Linked DNA regions of Homo sapiens: all the other regions are linked to region 4. A link is a contact called in ENCODE Hi-C or POLR2A ChIA-PET data. All regions are on one chromosome and are shown on one strand. The core of a region is the stretch at or near the end of the contact, and the rest is flanking DNA. Distances in the headings are between cores, read along the strand shown. Region 1 overlaps ZNF407 (zinc finger protein 407). Region 2 overlaps TSHZ1 (teashirt zinc finger homeobox 1). Region 3 overlaps ZNF407 (zinc finger protein 407). Region 4 holds the start of ZNF516-AS1 (ZNF516 antisense RNA 1).

Region 1 (4,907 bases), core at 948-3,447, 1.7 Mb after region 4:
GCAGTTTTACTATGCGAGGTAAGAAAAAGAGCACTCTTATTTACCCACGGTTCGGTCTGTGTTAGCTCCACATTGTTTATGATTTGGAGGAGGAGGAGGTGAAAAATTCTACATTTATTCCCCACAGACCAATATTACATCAGTAAAAGAAACATGTCTCTGATATAATTTAATATTTTTATTTTCTTCAAAGAGGAACATTACCATTAGCTTTTTTATTGGGTACTATCCTTTGACTAAATGCCCATGTCTATCAAAGTGATGACACTCAACAAGCACAAGCACTTCTCTATTTATTCATTCTTACCATGTACTCATTAGAATTAGATTAACTTTAAAAAAAATGTAATTGATCCTATCATAACAACATATACAATAGGTGAGCATATGTACTGTTTAAGCAATATAGCTAATAATCATTAGAACTCTATTTGTAAGCCCCACAATTATAGTATCTCAGTAACATTTACATTTACCATTATTTTCCATTAGACTTTCCCTTATTCTAGCAATAAATTTCATCCATAGACACAAAAATTGAAATTTAAAAATTTTAAAGTCTCAGTAAGTCATTCAATTCCAATACCATTATACATTTTATGCTTAATAATTATCAAACTCTTTATAGACTTTGTTGTTTCAATCGTTTTAATAGTAATTACAATAATCCTTTCTACACATTTTTAACACTTAGAGCTTTATGAGCAAAGATACTAAAATATAAAAAATGCTAAGTGCTGGCCGGGCGTGGTGGCTCACACCTATAATCCCAGCACTTTGGGAGGCCAAGGCCGGTGGATCACCTGAGGTCAGGAGTTCGAGACCAGCCTGATCAACATGGAGAAACCCCTGTCTCTACTAAAAATACAAAATTAGCCAAGCGTGGTGGCACATGTATGTAATCCCAGCTACTCGGGAGACTGAGGTAGGAGAATCATCTGAACCTCGGAGGCGGAAGTTGCGGTGTGCCGAGATCGCGCCATCGAACTCCAGCCTGAGCAACAAGAGTGAAACTCTGTCTCAAAAAAAAAAAAATGTGAGGTGCTGTGGCATACTCCTGTAATCCCAGCTCTTTGAGAAGCTGAGGTGGGGGATCGCTTGAGCCCAGGAGATCAAGACCAGCCTAGGCTAAACATAGTAAGACCTCATCTTTTATTTTTTAAAAATAAAACAATTAAAAAAACCTTACATCAATGTATGTGTCCGTGAGTATGTACTGATACCCAGAAATGATAAGATGATCATTAAAATATGTCCACATACAAATACAATAAAATCTGTGGGGGAAATAAGGGATGTGAGTTCAAGAAGAAAAACAAATTTTCTGACAGTTAAAGAACTTATTCATGTACTTTTAAATGAATGGACGGTGGGAATCAAATCATCATGGTGTTAACATTCTATTGGATACATTTTAAAGTGGTACAAATATTACTTTACTATGTCAATTTTTATTCTACACTTGAAATTATATCCTGTCCAACTTCTGTACTTAGGATGAAAATACTCAGTTGCCAACAACTGGGGCAGGGGATACAGAAGTTTGAAATACTATCATAGGGGAACTTGAGCACCATACTATAGCATAACTAGTGTGACTGTTCAAAGTCTTGCTTGCCCTGTGAAAACCTTCCCATGAATATCCATGCACAACGAAGACTACCTCCATGACTCTCGGGACCCTGCTCATGTCTCTTTACAAGCTGGCCTGTATGTGTGTTACAGCCACAGGACCCTCCTTCAGCACATGCAGCCCAACACTTTCAGTTCCTAATTCAGTTTCACTGTACTTTCTGTTCCCTCCACCTAGAATACTCTTTAATGCTGCCTTTCTCATCATTCACGTTCCTACTCAGCCTCAGAATACAGGGACTCTCTTTGCATTACTTCTTGCAAATAATGCAGGCTAATTTGCCCGAAAAGCCTTAAAAAGGCTTCAGAGGTGCCTACTGTAAACAATCTATCTACAATCACCTGTTGCTTCCCGTTATTATCTCCATGGCATCTACTGCTTTCTGAAATTATTTATGTGCTTCTTCACTTACTTTCCAGTTCTGCCATAACAATGTAAGCTCTATGGGTAAGAAGTGTTTATTTTGCTCACCACTCCATTCTTAGAACCTAAAACCATGCCATGCCTGAGAAAATTTTTGCTAAATTAATCATAGGTGTGAGGTAAAGGTGACTCATAGTCCTAGAATAGCTTCTACATGTCAAGCACTCTGCTGGGACACTTACTCAGTCTCACTCTATTTACTCCTTATGAGAATTTTCTAAAGGGAGTATTATTCCTTATATTTTTAGTTGAATAAACGGAGTTTCAGAGGTTAAGTAACTCGGACAAATTGCATCAGTTAATAAAATGGAGGTGACAGGATTTAAACTCAGGTACTGGATCTTAATCATCCTCTGCTAGAGCTTTATCCACTATGACATGTTGTCATTTTATTTCCCTTACAGTATTTTCATTTATCATCTTGTTTGATCCTCACAACAGTCCACATCTTATCATATCTGCTTTCCAGAAAATGAAACTAAGGCTCTGAGAGTCAAAAAGCTATGTCCATGGAAATAAAGCTACTTAGGGACCAACTGGAACTCAGGTCCTCCACCCCTGGCTCTCGCCTTCCTCCTACAACCCCCCATTGGCATAGGCTAAAGCAGAGATTGGTGAATTACAACCAGGTTGACAGGTGAATCAACTTCCCAACATATCACACTGTGCCACTGTCAAAAGCTTGAGAGTTTACAACTGCCACAGACTTTCTGAGATAAGATAAAGACAATCAACATTAGCCATACTAAGGAAAACCTAAGTAATCCTAAGTAAGGGGCGCGGCCTAGCCAAGGTGTGGGCCTGCAGTCACAGCAGGCCCTGCGCCATCCAGCCACTGCTCCAGATTTGGCAGGAAACCTAAGTGCACACGTGATGGCTTGGAGTTCTACAAAGTATAATCTTACTCGTTTAGTATTATTTTAAGATATTTTCCCAAGTTCTAGTGTATAAGGATAAATCATTTAAAAACTCAAGAAAATTTTTAACAAAAAGAGTTACATCACTAGGAAAAAAATGTATTGGAAATAGTAAAGTCTGTAGAATATACATCCATAAGCTCTTCCATTAAACAAAGAATGAAAGAGGACGAGTCGAGAAGTCAAGTAGGAGTATCTCAATTTTCTCACACAACGTAACATCTTCATTTGCTTGCACAATGCTCAAATCTGTCTTAAAACAATGAACAATGAATGACTTCAAAACATTATAATCAGTTCCAGTTAAAATTGCAGATATAATTTATACTGACTCTTGTCTCTACCTATACCAGGTGGAGACCCTTTAACAGATGGTGTTCATTCCCACCTAACAATGATCAAACAGCAACAGGAAAACTTTGGTTCAGTTTAACAGAAGTCAGGTCTCTACTCCAAAGTATCATAAATGTATTGATAACATTCTTATATTTTTACTCTTCCCATTATAAAAATAAAAAGTTGTGGGGAAAACAAAAGATAATTATGGAATCAAAAAATCAGATAATGCTAGATTTAACAGTATGCTTATGTTGCAGTCTGCTACTAGACAATTTGCATTGAAAATGTAAGTAGGTATTTATCTTTATCACTACAACTATAAATAGAAAAGTGTAAATCAGACTATTGTGACAGTTCAACTGGAGAATTTAGGAGCAGAAAGCAGAAAGATTTTCCGCAATATATGAGAAATTCAATTATTTACTTAGGCTTAAATCCAAAATGTAATCAAATCTTAAAAATGCAATCAAAGATTTTTAAATAGCAGAAGAGTAAGATGAAAGACGATTATTTTCATTATAGAAGTTCTGAAATGAAAGCCCAAGTAAAAAGAAAAAGGAAACACCTTCATCAAGGTGTGTGACTATGTTCTAAAATAGTCTTTCATCATACAAAAATGCACCTCCTATAACACAGCAGAACTTCAACATGGGGGGAAAAAAGAGGTCATTTTTTAAAGTAAACTGTTGTTATAAGGTAACTTTTAATTTGTGCACATAATGTCAATTGCTATGGTGAATGCACGTCGGGTCACTGAAACAACGGTAGCTGAATTCAGATGTGACCTGGCAGCCCAGGTGTTCAGGAAAAGTGCTGTTAACAGTGAGGATTGATGATCTAATCAAACTGTCACAGCCAGATCCTCGGCAGGGTGGTTGGAAGGAGGTGGAGGAGGATAATATTCAGAAAGCAAGCACATGCTTAGTGTTACTTTAAATTGATGCTGACATTTTCAATTGTGAAAAGAAATTTTTTCCTAAGTAATATAGGAAACAACTCGGCTAACCTTCCGGAGAATATCAGATAATCATGGTAGGTTGTGGTACAAAAGCTAACTTCTCAGAAATGTGAGCACATATGAAATACAAATAATCAGACGTTTTAGAGACTGGCTATAGTAATCAGCATTTTAATTACTTTCTGTTTTCTTAGATGTATAGTACCATTGTGATGAATATCCTCTCCACATACAAACAAAGCAATGTATTTAGCCTGGTATTTTTGCATCTGAGTGTGAAATTTTCCCAAAAGGGTACAAATAACCAAGATCCATGTGCTGATTAACGAAAGACTTCTCTGAAGTCATGTGTTAATTAGAATAATTAATATGTTCCTTACTGAATATGCCAGGCATTTGTCACATGGCATGCTTACAAAAACTTTGATTGGACAGTCAGCTTTAAATAAACCCTGAATCATTAAGGGTTTTTTTTTTTTTAACTCATTGATGATGACAATTTTATAAAACTGAGTACTCAATTTTTAAAATAACAGTTCCTTCCAGAAAATCACTAGACTAGCCTACATTTGTGTGATGATTTACATCACACAAATGAATTCAAGTATGCAAAGAAGTACACAGATAAAAGGAAAAA
Region 2 (4,627 bases), core at 1,953-4,452, 1.2 Mb after region 4:
TTCAAACTAAAAAGATAATTTCTAGTTCGAAATTATTTTTCTTCAGTAATTGACTTTACCAGTAAAAAGAAATAGAAGAACACACTGACAAAAGCAAAGTAATTTTTTAAAAGATCCTACAAAAATAGGAGAGTGTGGTCTAAATAACTCCTGTGCATGGGGTTAACTACTACACTCATTGCAAAGAGGCATGTCCCCGCAAACACGCCCGGGGCTGGTACATCTTGAGGGCACAGGCACTGAAATAGGTGTCGGGGGTCTTCAGACCACCCTTCGTCGGCTGCAGAACTGCGGCCAGGCCTCCGCCCTCCCACAGGCACCGAAGGAATCGAATCCATCCTGGACCCTCGTCTGTGCCAGGACATCAAGCCACTGTTGACCCAGTCCCGCTCTGGGTGACCTGTGGCCTTCATCCCAGACCCATCCGGACGGTAAAGGCCCGGCCCACGAGCTCTGCTAGCACCTCATGCTCTCAGAGGGGAGATGCACTCAGCCCTGCTTTCCCCGGGCCAAGGCCGTTCCCGGGCTCAGTTTCCAGGAAGCGGGGACCTCATGCAGGTGCTGCCATGGGCACTGGCTGAGCCGACCCTCTACCGCCTGGCTGGCCCAGCACGCTGCAGGCACCCCGGACCCTGGGCCAGCCCGCACCGCCCCGTCCACGTCCACGCGGGGAGGGCAGGAGGGCTTGCGCCCACCCTGGCCCCTTGCTGCAGGGAGGACAGGCCGCCTGCCAGCTACAGAGCGGGACGGAAGGGAGAGCCCACAGGGGGAGGCAAAGCTTCTAGAAAACACTGGGGACTCTGCGGGGAGAAGCTCCTGCCGGGGCTGGGCAAGTGGGGCGAGGGTGTGGGCGTGGAGCGTGGAGGCTGGGAGAGTACCCTTGCGACTGGGGACAGGGAAGAGCCTGGCAGGGCCAGCCAGGAGGTCACCCCACTCACCTACAGCAGGGGTGAGATGGGGAGGTCACCCCCCCACCTACTGGAGGGGTGAGAGGGGGAGGAGGAAGTCACCCCCCACCTACTGCAGGGGTCAGACGGGGAGGTCATGCGTCCCCCACCAACTGCAGGGATGAGGCAAGAAGGAGGAAGTCACCCCCACCCCCCACCTACTGCAGGAGGAAGGCAGGAAGTCATGCGTCCTCCACCTACTGCAGGGGTGAGATGAGGAGGTCATGCGCCCCCCACCAACTGGAGGGGTGAGACGAGGAAGAGGAAGTCAACCCTCCCACCTACTGCAGGGGTGAGATGGGGAGGTCATGCACCTCCCACCAACTGCAGGGGTGAGGCAGGGAGGAGGAAGTCACCCCCGCCCCGCCTACTACAGGGGTGAGGTGAGGAGGAGGAAGTCATACCCCCACCTACTGCAGGTGTGAGGCAGGGAGGAGGAAGTAACCTCCCCCCACCTACTGCAGGGGTGAGGTGAGGAGGAGGAAGTCATACCCTCACCCCTACCTACTGCAGGAGTGAGGCAGGGAGGAGGTCATACGTCCCCCACCTACTGCATGGGTGAGTTGAGGAGGAGGAAGTCACCCCCACACAACACACCTACTGCAGGGGTGAGGTAGGGAGGAGGTCATGCATCCCCCACCTACTATAGGGGTGAGATGGCGAGGAGGTCACCTGCCCCTACCTACTTCAGGGGTGAGATGAGAAGGAAGTTACCTACCCTTCCCCCCTACCAAAGCCACCCCCATCCACTGCAGGAGTTAGATGAGGAGGAAGTCATCTGTTCCCCCCACCCACCCGCCTGCACCCTGCGCCACCTACTGCAGGGGTAGGGCAGGGAGAAGGCCAGCTGCCCCCACCCGCCACAGGGGTGAGAGCGATGCAGAGCCACAGGGCATGATCCTCTCCCCAGGACCCCGTGGGGGCAGGCGAGGCACCCAGGGCTCTCAACCCGTGTGGCTCCGGGGTCTCCACCAGAGGAGTTGCAGGAAGACCACTAGGAAGGATGTGTGTCTGAGCAGCCTGCCCGGGTAGCAGGTGGGGCCTGGGTGGCCGCAGGGACAAGGGACAGAGAGCAGCCACGGCCTGGAGCCCAGAGCCCCGGGTAGGCAGGAGGGCGGTGAAGGACCTGGCTTTCCCCCAGTAGCCCAGGGACCACAGTGGCCCAGATCTGGGGCTCCCATCCAAGCCTCTCCACCCCAGGGTGCCCGGCTCAGGCCCCGCGTTAGGAAGCAGACACCTGGGCCTCCTCCCACGCGGAGGTGGCTCGCCTGGTACTGCTGCTGGTGGGTGACCCTATGGCTTCACGGCACACCAGCTTCTAAATCCTTGCCTCTGCGGCTATTTCTAACCGTTCCCCCACACAAGACTTAGCAGAGCGTGCAGACACCACAGAGGGTAATTAAACCATCACACTCGCAAAGCTGGACGCACAGGCAAACACATGATGTATTGTTAACAGCAAGTATAATTAGGCAAGTAAACGTATATCTATATGTCATAGTTAACTGAAACATTAGCTTCCAATAAACGTATAAAATGGATTCCAAATGAGGGGAAAAATTTCTTTTAGAAATTTGTGGTTTTCTATTTTCTTTCACTTCAACTCTCCATTAATGTGGGCCAATTAACTGTCAATTGGATTTACAAAAATGTGTTTACATTTTCAGCCCCATATTTGTGAGTTCAGCATTACTCAGTCTATCTTACGATAAATAACCCTTGGATTATGTATAATGATAAGAGTATCTAAACAATCACAAGGTAATGCCTGAAATACACACGAAGGTGAGCGTGAAGGAAACATGTGGGCCACAGTCTAGGACTTTCCAGATGAACCTGAGGGTGAATACACTTCGATCACCTTCCACAGGCAACTTCATCATATGATATTTCTGAAGGGAAAAAGTCTTCAGTAAAAACAGAATTATTAACTTGCGCCAGAATCAGAACCTTATACTTGAAGTAGAATACAATTACTGAGGCCACTGATATTATGACAGAGCTACATTGCTATCACTGTCTATAAACATGATGAAAGTCTTGTCTGCCTGATGGATACAGTTTCCAGTATGAGAAACATTTTTGTAAGCTCACATATATTTTTCATATATAGCCTCAAATAATAGTTCTAGATGGCTTCTATTGTTCCAACCTCCTCAAAAAAATTATTTGGCTAGTGCGCTTATCTTTATATTTGAGAAAACAGTGCTTTCTTACTGTGGTTTCTGAATGCACCGGAAGCCTAGGATTTACTTTCACTTTGCCTGCACTGTGGCTCTGAATAAATAAAATCTTTTGCTATCACCCTTTCCCACTAAAATGAACAGGAAGTAAAAAAAAAAAAAAAGTAAGGTCTGAACATTTCAAATAAATACAGCAACAAGTATATTTAATGATAAGGTCACTGATATTTTTCACACTTCAAAAGAAGGACAAAGCTGTGCTTCTCTGCTGTGGGTGAGTGTGTGTGTGCTCACATATGAGTGTGTGACTGCTCCTCCGTCTCTCCCTTCTAATTATACCAAATACGGAGAACACTGGAAAAATTACAAAAATGGCTTCACCTCTATCTATATCAGAAAATCGCTTTACTGCAATAGCATTAAAAATGTAGGCACCAGTTCTCATAAGCAGAATGAGGGAAACAGTGTTTTCCAAAGTGAAATTTCAGGGAATCGTTCTTTTCAAAGTAAGATAACTTAAGGGGCAAGGCAATTCACGCAACTGAATCTAGCATCTGTTTTAAGTCATAAAGGCCATTACATTTTGTGGGTTGTGCAATTTGCTGTTTAACCAACTTTCTACAAAAGCATGGTGAAATGGCATATTTAAAACCAAGGGCAAAGGGACTCCACTCACTGAGAGAAGAGGCACAGCCCCCCCTGGCAGGAGCAGTGTGGCCCTCTGGGGTACCTCTCCCAGCAGCAGGCCCACCGCCTCAGCCCTGACCGCATGGCCTGCTCCTGGCCATTCCACCTCCTGTTTTATCTGTCAGAAAACACTGGCATTTGGTGAAGGTGTACGGTCGGTGGTGGGTCGATGCGGCAACTGAAAAGAAACTACAGCCTAGGGCACTTCCAGTTCAGCAACCCTGGGTAGCAATGCCTACCAAATGCTCTTCCTGAACAGAAAATTATATCTGGGTGCCTCCATTTGCTCGAGCAAAAAGATTATTCAGAAATCATATATACCACCAAAACACTGCAGGCTCAAACTTGGAATAAATCCTCCACTCCCGCTCCCTCTACAGCATTTTCAAGCAGGGCTTTAGTACTCCATTATTGTGAATGTTCTTTGGCCCACAGCAAAAAATATTGACAAAATTCTGCTTTTAAGACAGTTATTGTCTCTGTCTACTTGATAGCAGCCTTCAGAAGTTCACCTGCTAGCATTAAATTCTTGAGTTTGGGTGAAAGGAGAGAAAATTTGCCACATCTCAAGCTCTTCTGCTGTAGCAGCAGCAAATCAAATTATTCTTTCAATTAAACTAGCTTTGTGCCTAAAAACAAAAAAAGGCCACAGGCTTTCTTCCCCCACACAGAGAACTGAAGCCATCACCCCTTTAAACCCCATGACTTGAGCATGATCTCCACGGCTTAGTATTCTTGGATAATACAGCTCATAAAATTAAATCTACTCTCAGAGATTTCACTTATCACTGTGTGCTGTGAGCTTGCAGG
Region 3 (4,787 bases), core at 1,319-3,818, 1.5 Mb after region 4:
TTGTAATAATGCTTACCTCCCACTGCTAGCTGCATTCTCTGTTTCATAAAGCTGGTCGGGAACAGCTGGATTCAGGTGACCTGCTAGCTCATTAAATCTGTTACACATGCCTTCTGGTAAATGATATTAAGCTGAAATGTCCTAACGTTGATTTTTTTCTTTAATTTTATGACAGAAATAACCTAATTTGTAACACAAAATAACAATCTCCTTGGATTACTTTGCCTTGCTAAAATATTTTATGCATTTTTCATTTACACAAAGGTAATGGAAAAACACTTAAACTATCTGTTATTTAAACCACAAGAGATATGTTACTGAAAGTCTGATAGCTACAAAAATGATTGTCTCTTCATAGTCTTTACTTTACATCTGTAATAAAAGGCAGACAATTCAATTCATTGGTTAGTAAATAAAGTACGATAGTTTTTATTTTATTTTCTCTGCCTTGCAAGAACTAAAATCAGATTGCTTTTTAAATTCATTTAGAAATAGGACTCATTACTTTCCTTTCCTCTTTCTAATCTAAAATGTCTAATGTCCATTCGGAACCTCACATTTTCTTCATCAGCAGAAGTTGTAACCTAATTCTACATCCCATATTCGAAGAATCACTTTCTGAGCTGCTCTCTGCCTGTGCACAAAGGTTGAATAACGAAATCAGAGCCCTGCCTTTTGTGCATCTGCGACTATTAAACACTTATTGCCGTTCACCTCCTGACTTCATTTCCTTTTTCTAAATACATTTTAAAATAAAAACACATCCAGAATGCCCAAGTAACACAGTTAAAATATGTCCTAAGACTGTAAGTAACCAATCATTTTTACTGCCATAATAAGTGATAAGCGTTTCTCAAATCAAGGAAGGTGACTAACTGAAACCCCAAACTGTCCACCTTAAATGCTCTTATTCACACAGGAGGCCAGAGTCATCATTTTACAGCCTCAAAAGCCACCGCTGTGAAAAACTAAGAAAATGCTTGTTGGCGCCTGCCTCATCTAGTAGGATTTACCTTACGGAAGCTGCCTTCTCTGTTTCATAAAGTCCTGCCTCCGTTTTCAGCGGGCTGATTAACATAAAATCCTACTATTCAATTTGTAAACATTTCAATACTGAACACTATTTGTTTAGTATTAAAACCAAACTTGAGTAGTTTTCTAGATATGATACCTAATGCTGAGTTTATCATGTATTTTGAAAGAATTTACTTTAAAAGCTTCCAAAGACCATGTATTCACATCACAGTGGTTAAAACTGAATTTTAATATATTAAGAATACATGGCCTTATAATCCCAAGCTTCTAACAATTCTAAAAATTCTCAAAGTAAAAATAACAAAACCACTCACTCTGAATGCATATAGATTTCCCTGATCTAACACAAAGTTGTCTAAGGAAAAAAGCAGAGCCAAGCACAAGTCCCTCGGTATCTCTTAAACAAGAAATGGTAGCCTCAGAGCACAGCCGAATGAACTGCCCAGAAAAAGACAGAGGAAGGGCCCAGCATTGTCACCCTCCCTTCTGCCTCTCCCACCAAAGCCTCTTCCAAATGATTTCATTAAAAAAGATTAAGACTTCATTGATAATAATCTAGAAAACAGAAAGAAAAAAGAAATATAACAAATGCACAGTGAGACAGAGCTGACCCAGAGCTACAAACAGCACGGTCAGCAAAATAATTTAGGAAGCGAATAAAATACTATTTTCTGTGAGGATCAGTGTTAAGGTTTCTTTGATAGCCTAATGCTTTTTTTAGAACCTGCCCACTTCACAACTGGTCCACCCACACTGCAACCCAGTGTAGGATCGAATCACCCTCAGCTCGGTTACTGCAGTAGTCTCTGAACCTGTCTCTTGGCTGCCCCTTTTGTGACCCTCTGGCCACTCTCCACACAGCATCCAGAATGCTGTTTACCATGGATGTGGTCTCCTTTAGCCCTAAGGTGCCACGGCTCCTGGCACACTCAAATCGCCCAAGCCAGGCCCTGCCGTTCACACTTGCCCCTGCAGTCACGCAGATCTAGCTCCACTGTCCTTTACATTCCATGAATTTGCAAATATAAGTCAGCCTTCGATAAATATTCAATTAGCAACATATTCAGGATGTGAGTCATTTCAGGGTGTCAAACTGTTTTTTCACACAGGAAGTCAGAGAAAGAAAATACATACATTGAGTAAAGATTTCTAGCCTGCTTAAAATGAATACAGCTGCAGAACCACGGCTTGTCACTTCTCTAACATTTGGACACCATTTCGTCTCCTTGAAATTTCGTTGCTTTTATGTCTAGATAGTTGATAAATCAATAATAAACTTCTTCCACCCTCATCAATTGTAGAAAAAAATCTCAACTCTGTCTTCAAAGTCACTCCCAGAATTCTGTCCACACTGTGCTGTGGCCGCTCACTGCCCACGAGTGCCCTCCCCGGCCCTTTCCATCATCTATTCTTCCTGTCGCTGGGTCCTGAGTGCCGCTGCCGTCTTTTGCATATGGTTTCCTGGTCATAGGACACGTGTCCAAAGTGAACTGCACTGTAATACTCCCTACCGTTTGAGAATCTAAACATGAGCCCTGCTCTCTGCACAGATGGACACACACCAGCAGGGACAGTCCACATTCAGGGTCGAACTGCCTCCCCTTCTGCCACTGGCCTCCTTCCTGACTGTTTGCTTTAAACAAGGATGCAGACTTTCCAGACACAATTTCTCTGGAAATGTTCATTTTCATCACTTCTGTGGCTCTTCCCAGTTATTTCCTCACAGGAAATTTGCATGCTTTTCAGCAAACAGCCCTTTGACACAACCTGGATCTTGATCTTATTTTTTGTAACTTTTTAAGCGGAAATAATGTCAAATTTACAAGTTGCAAGGATGGCACAAAGAACTACTCTCTTATACTTTTATCTCATTGTAAATGTTTTACAGCATTTATCTACTCTTTCTATATATACACATTTTTTTTTTATGAGCCATTTGGGAGTAAGCTGAAGAACTGATGCTCTTTTACTCATGAATACTTGTGAGCTTCCTATGAACAAGGACCTTCTCTTACACAGCCACAGAACAATGCACAAAACTGTGGGATTTAAAAATGATACACTAATATTCTCCAATCTACAGACCTTATTCTAATTTCATTAGATGTTCCAACAATGTGGTTTATAGCAAAACAGATAAAAGAAGAAGAAATTCTGGCGCAGGGTCCAAACCGGACCACAGCATTATGTGGCGTGTCTGTGAATCTCCTTTATTCTGGAATAGTGCACCAGTCTTTGTCTCTCACACTTCAGTCACTTATTAAAATACACGCCAGTCATTTAGAAGAATGTTCCTAAATGAGAGCTTACCTGATTCAAATTGTTTTTCTGCATCTTAAATTACAAAGTATTTTTCCATATCCTATACCCAAAGGAGTGTTCACCATTTGAACCATTTAAAGCCCAGCCCTAAATACAGTTTTCTGACGAGCTTTCCTTAGATTAGGGAACACTGTTAACTATTACTTAATCGCTGCGTATTTTTTTGTTTCTTAACAGTTTAGCTTCAAACATTTTTTAAAACCAACCTTACTGAAGTGTAATTTATAGTCAGTTAATTGGATACACTTCTAAGTGTATAGCTCAATGAGTTTTGACACATCTACTCACCCTTGTAACCACCACCACAAATAAGATATAGAATAATTTCATTACCCTCAGAATTTTCCTGAGGTCCCCTGTCCCAGCCCCAGGAAAACACAGCTCTGGCTTACAACCCTATGGATGAGAACTGCCTGTTGCGGCTCGGGAAATGAGTGGAACTGCAGAGTGCACTCTTCTGTGTCTGCGCTTTTGCTTAGCACACTTTTGAGACTCATCCATAATGTAGTGCATCCATAGTGCCTTCATTTTTATTGCTAATACTCCATGTTACGGATGAATTGTCCATTCATCTGCTGTTGATGGGCACTAGAGTTATTTTTAGCTTTTGACTATAAATAGCTATTATAAACATATAGAACTATCATAAATATTCATATATAAATCTTTGCATGAATATATGCTTTTTGCTTTTATCCCTTTTGGGTAAATTCCTAGGAGTGGAATCGTTGGGTCATATGGTAAGTAAGTATATGTTTAGTTTTACAGGAAATGGCTAAACTGTTTTCCAAATTGGCTGTACCATTTTTACAGTACTACCAGCAATGCCCAACAATTCCAGATGCTCCTCCATGTCCTCACTAATGTTTGGCATTCTTAAGTCTTTTTAATTTCAGTCATCTTAGTGGGTGTGCAGTGGCATGTTATTATAGTTTTAATTTTCACGTTCCTAAAAACTGGCGATGATTAGCATCATTTCATGTGCTTTTTGGCTGCTTAAATATCTTCTTTTGCTTATTTTTTGTTTGAATCTTTGTCTTCTTAAAATTGAAGTGAGAATGTTCACTCTTTTGTGCCCATCCCAAAAATCACTGTGAGACTTCTATGCAAAGGGCCTTGTCACAGTTTTCTGCAAACAACAACACTTGCCTTATTGCAAATAAACAAACTCCAACTGTCCCAGGGGAGACCCCTCACTGTAGTTTTCTCTTCGACAGAAGTCTGAAGGTCCACCTTCCGTGACGCTCACAGCCCTTCTTGATGTCATCCAGCTCTTATCCACGAATCCTCAGCTCACCATGGAAATGCGGATTTCCCCACCTTCAATCTGCCCCATCACACCAGTGATGTTTCAGTTCACTTTGCACTGGTTCTTCTTTCCACCCAGAACACTCTTGTGCCAGGCGGACCCACAACGAGTTCTCTAATTA
Region 4 (4,976 bases), core at 932-3,431:
AAAGGCGACTGGTGTAACCTGTGGAATTTGAAATGCAAATAAGAGCCTGTGGGAGTAGAGGCAGAACAGATCAGCATTTATAAAGTGGAAAAGATTTAATGTCTTTGAAATCATTGCAGGGGAAGAAACTGGAGGGGGAGTGTGATTTTTCAGGGAGTGAATTGTGACGTCAGGTCTTTTTGGAAAAGATGTTATTTTTAAGGTCTGAAACCCGGCTAGGTAAAGTGCTTACAGGAAAAACAGATTACAAGATTAACATCTGTTAACATGATCGTTTATCTCCAGCCAAAAATAGGTCAGTTCTTTCTTAAGGAAACACGATTGCTGGCGCATGCTTAAATAATAAAATCAAAACGGCGAGTTCATAAATTAGGAACGAGTGTTTGTTACAATCTGACCTGTGAAGAAACGTTTTTGAATTTCGAGATCAATGGAAGGTCAAAGTCCCTTTTCGGTGTAGAGAGCAACTCTTTCCCCTGCGTCGGCCCCCGCCCCCCCCCCCGCCCCCCGCGGAATGACCCCTCCTTCTTTCTCGGAGCTCCCTTTCCGCCTCCACTCCCTTCGTGAATTTCCCTTTCCATCCTTTGTGGAAGTACAAAATATATTTAAATGGATATCGTCTGACGCCTCCCTCCTTAAAGAAGGCAAACTCTGCGCAGATGGCTAACTTTCAGAGCTCTGCTGTTGTTTTACCATTAAATGAAACGGTAGGGAGGAGAGGAGGAAAAAAAAAAAAGGAAACAGCTTTGCGAAGTCTCCCTGCCCCCTGGGCGTGAGTGACGGCTCTGCTGGCCAATCCGCAGCGGCTTTCTCCATCCCGGAGGTAATTTGGGGTGTGTGTGTGAGCGCGCGCGTGCGCGTGCATGAGCCCATGTGTCTGCACACTGTGAAGTCTGGCCAGCCCCGCGCATCCGCAGGCTTCTGCATTTACACAGATGTGTGATGTAGACGTGGACACGCTTTTATTCGAGTCAGTTCGGCTACATGGGCACGCAGCAGCCCCCACGGAGCGCCTCCCCCTCCGAACGTTCTGTGAAGCATGGGGTTTAGAAGCACTTTCAGATTCAGGTCGGAACCTGCAGAAGGGGGAGAAAAGAGGAGGGCTGTGATTGTTTCTCAGCAACTGGGGACTCGAAACGTGCGGTTTCTCTGGCCTTGGTGCCTGGGCACGCGCGCCCTGGTGCGTTTTTGGTTCAGGTGATGATGGAACCCACTCGCCCGGGCAAAGCGAACTGAGAACGCGGATTGCTGAAACTGATGTGAACTCCGTAGAAAAGTGAAGGGCAGCATGTGTCTTCCAACTTCACATGTGATTTTCTCACTGGGAGTTGATGCCTAGTCCCTGGCAAATTCTAGAAGGTGAAGCGCTCGTGGCCAGTGAAAGTTCGGCTGCCCACCCGCCTCCTGAACGCTGCGCCCTGGCTGCGTCTGACCCGCACAATGGGCGTATTCACGGGCACAGCGCGTCACCGGCCACCCCACGCTTGCAGCTGACTTACTGTGGCACCGACTTTCTCAGGAATATCGGTAGTGATGTGTGTGGCTCGCGTAGTACGCACCTCGGGAAGCGTACGGACCCGACCTGAGCCGAGCAGCATCTCCGTGTAAATGTTGGAGACGCGGTGTCTTCCGGGAGCACCGCGGGGTTGCTGCGCTTCTGTACCCACCGGGATGGGGATGATGCAATGGAGAGGTTAAGGACCCACGTGCCCACTACCTCCCCGGAGACCCCTGCAGGGAGACCCCTGGGAGGGACCTCGTCCATGCGCGGGTGTGCCCGGCCACCAGGCCGCACCGAGGTCACCCGAGGGTCCGTGGGCGACCTTCGTCCTCCTCTTCTGCAGAAATCTAACTCGGTTACAAGGTAGCGTCCGACTCCGCGCCTTCCCTCCCACTCGGGCCATTTCCGCCCCCCAGCCCGAGTTCCACCCAATTCTGCCCCTCCCCAATCTCAGGAGCCGGCGGAACCGGGACTGGGCAGCCCTGGGAGGTGTCGTTGGATTAAATCATTCCTATTTCGGTGTGTCTGAGCAGCAGCGGCGCTGGGGCGCTACTGGGGGACCTGGGGCACGCGCGGCCAGGGGCCGGGGGCGAGAGCGCAGGGCGGCCCTCTGGGCTGGGGGCGGGTCGGGGGGGGACTCACCTGCCCGCCCCGGGGTGGGGGCGGTGGCCGCTTGTTGCTGGGCTGCCAGGAGGAGGGCCGTGGGCGGGGCGGGAAGGGGCGGAGAAGCACGGGGAGGGCCTGGCCCGCCGCCCCCGCCCCCCGGCGCCCGCCCCCCGCCCCCCGCCCCCGTCATGTGGAGCGGACGTCACACGCCTGCACTGTAACCCAAGAAGTGAAAGAGACGGACCCACAGCCCAACTTCGCACCATAACAAAGGCGGGGGTCTGTGCGGGCCGGGGGGCGGGGGCGGGCGGGGCGGGCGGGGGGAGCCGGCGGGGGCGGGAGCGAGGCCCGGAGGAGGAGAGAGGGGGCTGCGGGGGGAAGGGCAGGCCGCGGGGTTGGGGGGAGCGAGCGGATGGGGCTGTGGAGGGCCGGGGCCGGGGCCGGGGCCGGGGAGGGGGGCGGGTCCGGTCCGGAACTGGGGTCTGCGCGGGGCTCCGGGCCGGGGCAGGCGGGGGTCCGCGCGGCGGCGTGGACCGGGCTCCGGGGGCCGAGGCGCGGCGGAGCCCAGGTAATTGGTTTCTATTTTAAACTTCACTTTGTTCTGGCGGAGGTGGGGCGGTGGGAAAGGCGTGGCCCCGAGGACGATTACATAAGTGTTCACACCTGAACCGGTCCTGCGCCCGCGAGCGGATTTGGGGTGGGAGTTGGCGGTGGGCACCCGGGCTTGGGGCGCCTCGCGAGGGGCTGCTGCGTGGGGGTTTTGTGTTCTGCGTGTGTGACCTCACAGTGTCTCCGCGGTAAAGAGGCCGGGGATGGCTCTGTGGACTGCCTGGAAAAGCCCAGATGTGCCCGTGGGCGTTGGGCTGGCCTTCCAGGGGTGTCCCCTGCGTAACAAAGGACGGAGCCCTCGGACCCTCCGGTCCGCTCGTCGTGTGACTTAACCAGCAAGTCACAAAAGGAACTTTAGTGGGGATCCTACTTACACATACAGCAGAAAGGCATTGCCCCCGTCAGCCTGCCATGCAGTTTCGAATCTTGATTGAAGGTAATTTAAAAGCTGAGTGATGTACGTTCACCATGGGGCTATGGAGTAAATACTATTAAAGAAAATGACCCGAGTAGATGCAACGGTGGCTAGCCTCCCAAAAGGAGCTTTTCCAGCTTATTTTAAAAACCACCTTATTAATATGATTGAAGTATTTTGGTTTAGGGATGTGTTACTTAAAAGAGCTAGGCATGCATGTTATTTGATAGGATACTGGCTACTGCCGTGTAAAATAAAAAGAGCTCATTTTATCATTTGTTCCAGCTTCATTTTCACTTGCATTCTTTGATTATGTCGTCAGGTAACTGTTATTTATATTTACACAGACCAGCCAGAATTAAATATGCCACATACCACTATTGTGCATGGGTCTGAGAACCCCTCGCCCCCCCTTAGTAAAATTGGAGAGTGAAGTTGCGTAGGAGCCTGCCGTGGTGTCAGGGGTTTGAGAGTTGGGTTACTTGTAGGAGGACGTCTTTAATTTCACAGGAGTGACCCCCATGGCCATCTTGAATGGGCTCTGGGATGAACTGAATTCTGTGTAAGACTCACAAATATTTTGGTAATTGAATTTGAATTTTGGTGTGTTAAGGCACAAGCATGTCTAATGTTTTTCTTAATTCATTAGTAGGGCTTTGTTTTCTTAACATTTGCTAATTTGAATATACTGAAACACCAGAGCGCATTAACCTTCTAAAAAAATAATAATCCCGGTGGATCTGTAATAAAACTAACCAAGAGGAATGGGGATGCCTCGCTAGAATGAAACACAACACCAAAATAGCAGGTTTAGTAGGTACAGCTTTCAACAATGCAGAGAGATGGGAGTTATGCCTATTTTTATTTCTGAAAGCTTTTGTTTATTAGAATAATCTTTCCAGATGGCTTAATATCCTGAAATACACTAGATCAAGAACTTTAACTTTGAGAAATGTGTCTGCTATGAATTGTTGACACCCTGAGAATAGTTTACCTCACCAATGTTTTCCCATTGTTATCTGTAAACAACCTTCAGAGTCTACTAATTTAGAGATTTTATTTTTCCTGGAACCCTGAAGTCCTACATTTCTAACTTTTTTTTTTTTTTTTTTTTTGTAAGATGTTGTCCCAGAGACCAAAATTGACTGAAGGGAATGAGAGAGGTCTTTGAAAACAGGTCACAATGTGAAAAGCACTTTGTCTCCACTTTCATAAATGAAACTTTTAATTCCATTTACCTAACTTCCCCCTGCAAGGAGATATTTGAGTTTTATAAGTGAAGCATTTGATGTGATTAAGTTTAGCAACGTATGTGAAAAAGGAAAGGAGACTTCTGTAAAGAATACTTTGAAATGAGGTATACTCCAACAGATGGTTTTCAGTCTTACCAAATGGGGAAAAATGATAATGTGACCTAGCAATTTACGTAGAGTTTAGTCATGGATTATTCTTGAAAAACCAGTACTCAGTGTATTGGGTCGTTGTGGATTTTTATTTGTTCATTTTCCAGAATACGTATTGGTCTTATTTATAATTTAAGAGAAGGAATCTTTTAAAAAGAATTTGGTGGGAGTGGTTGTAAGTCTGACTGGAGACTGTGTTTAGAGTTTCAGCTGCATTATACCTTAATGCTGTAGAGATAGAGACTGAAATATAAGCTCACTGCGTTCTGCAGCAGGGAGCTTGTCCAAACGTGTGCACTTTCCTGTATAATATGCTTGTTTAAATGTTGAAGACATGCATTATTTTGTTTTTTACTCTATTTTGATTTAGGGGAAAAGGACTTCTGTTAATTACCTAATTAAAAGTGGTATTTCGCTTATTACTAGATTTCCAACTGAAGAA

The links. A loop is a pair of places that touch in the nucleus more often than their neighbours do. ChIA-PET counts read pairs that join two places held with the same protein, here RNA polymerase II (POLR2A). Pooled maps may share reads with other maps.
Region 1: a loop to region 4 is called in a map with no recorded cell type, with 8 times the contacts of the local background. The contact joins the enhancer-like site here to the promoter of ZNF516-AS1 in region 4. A Hi-C loop is called at or near these places in 6 of 37 single-sample maps with no recorded cell type and 3 of 50 pooled maps.
Region 2: a loop to region 4 is called in a pooled map, with 9 times the contacts of the local background. The contact joins the enhancer-like site here to the promoter of ZNF516-AS1 in region 4. A Hi-C loop is called at or near these places in 5 of 50 pooled maps. POLR2A ChIA-PET finds 5 or more read pairs at or near these places in 2 of 52 experiments (A673 and BJ).
Region 3: a pooled map shows a loop between it and region 4 (3-fold over the local background). The contact joins the enhancer-like site here to the promoter of ZNF516-AS1 in region 4. A Hi-C loop is called at or near these places in 2 of 50 pooled maps.

The regions. Positions count from the first base shown.
Region 1 is chr18:74,804,146-74,809,052 of GRCh38, reverse strand. The region is part of intron 4 of ZNF407 (zinc finger protein 407); the gene reads right to left. Among named protein-coding and RNA genes, the nearest start is that of ZNF407, 210 kb to the right of the region's middle. RefSeq lists enhancers at 1,875-1,924, 1,909-3,108. Within about 2 kb of position 2,197, at least 10 of the 41 ENCODE cell types and tissues checked have a DNase peak (open chromatin) inside an H3K27ac peak, as active enhancers do.
Region 2 is chr18:75,246,531-75,251,157 of GRCh38, reverse strand. The region is part of intron 1 of TSHZ1 (teashirt zinc finger homeobox 1); the gene reads right to left. Among named protein-coding and RNA genes, the nearest start is that of TSHZ1, 38 kb to the right of the region's middle. Within about 2 kb of position 3,202, at least 14 of the 41 ENCODE cell types and tissues checked have a DNase peak (open chromatin) inside an H3K27ac peak, as active enhancers do.
Region 3 is chr18:74,992,417-74,997,203 of GRCh38, reverse strand. The region is part of intron 8 of ZNF407 (zinc finger protein 407); the gene reads right to left. Among named protein-coding and RNA genes, the nearest start is that of PTGR3, 210 kb to the left of the region's middle. RefSeq lists enhancers at 1,456-1,955, 1,956-2,457. Within about 2 kb of position 2,568, at least 10 of the 41 ENCODE cell types and tissues checked have a DNase peak (open chromatin) inside an H3K27ac peak, as active enhancers do.
Region 4 is chr18:76,488,857-76,493,832 of GRCh38, reverse strand. It overlaps ZNF516-AS1 (ZNF516 antisense RNA 1), which reads right to left and starts at 2,181. Exons shown (of 2, transcript NR_136504.1): 1 at 2,144-2,181; 2 at 1-1,076. The region is part of intron 1 of ZNF516 (zinc finger protein 516); the gene reads left to right. RefSeq lists enhancers at 660-799, 1,480-1,529 and a silencer at 2,190-2,279.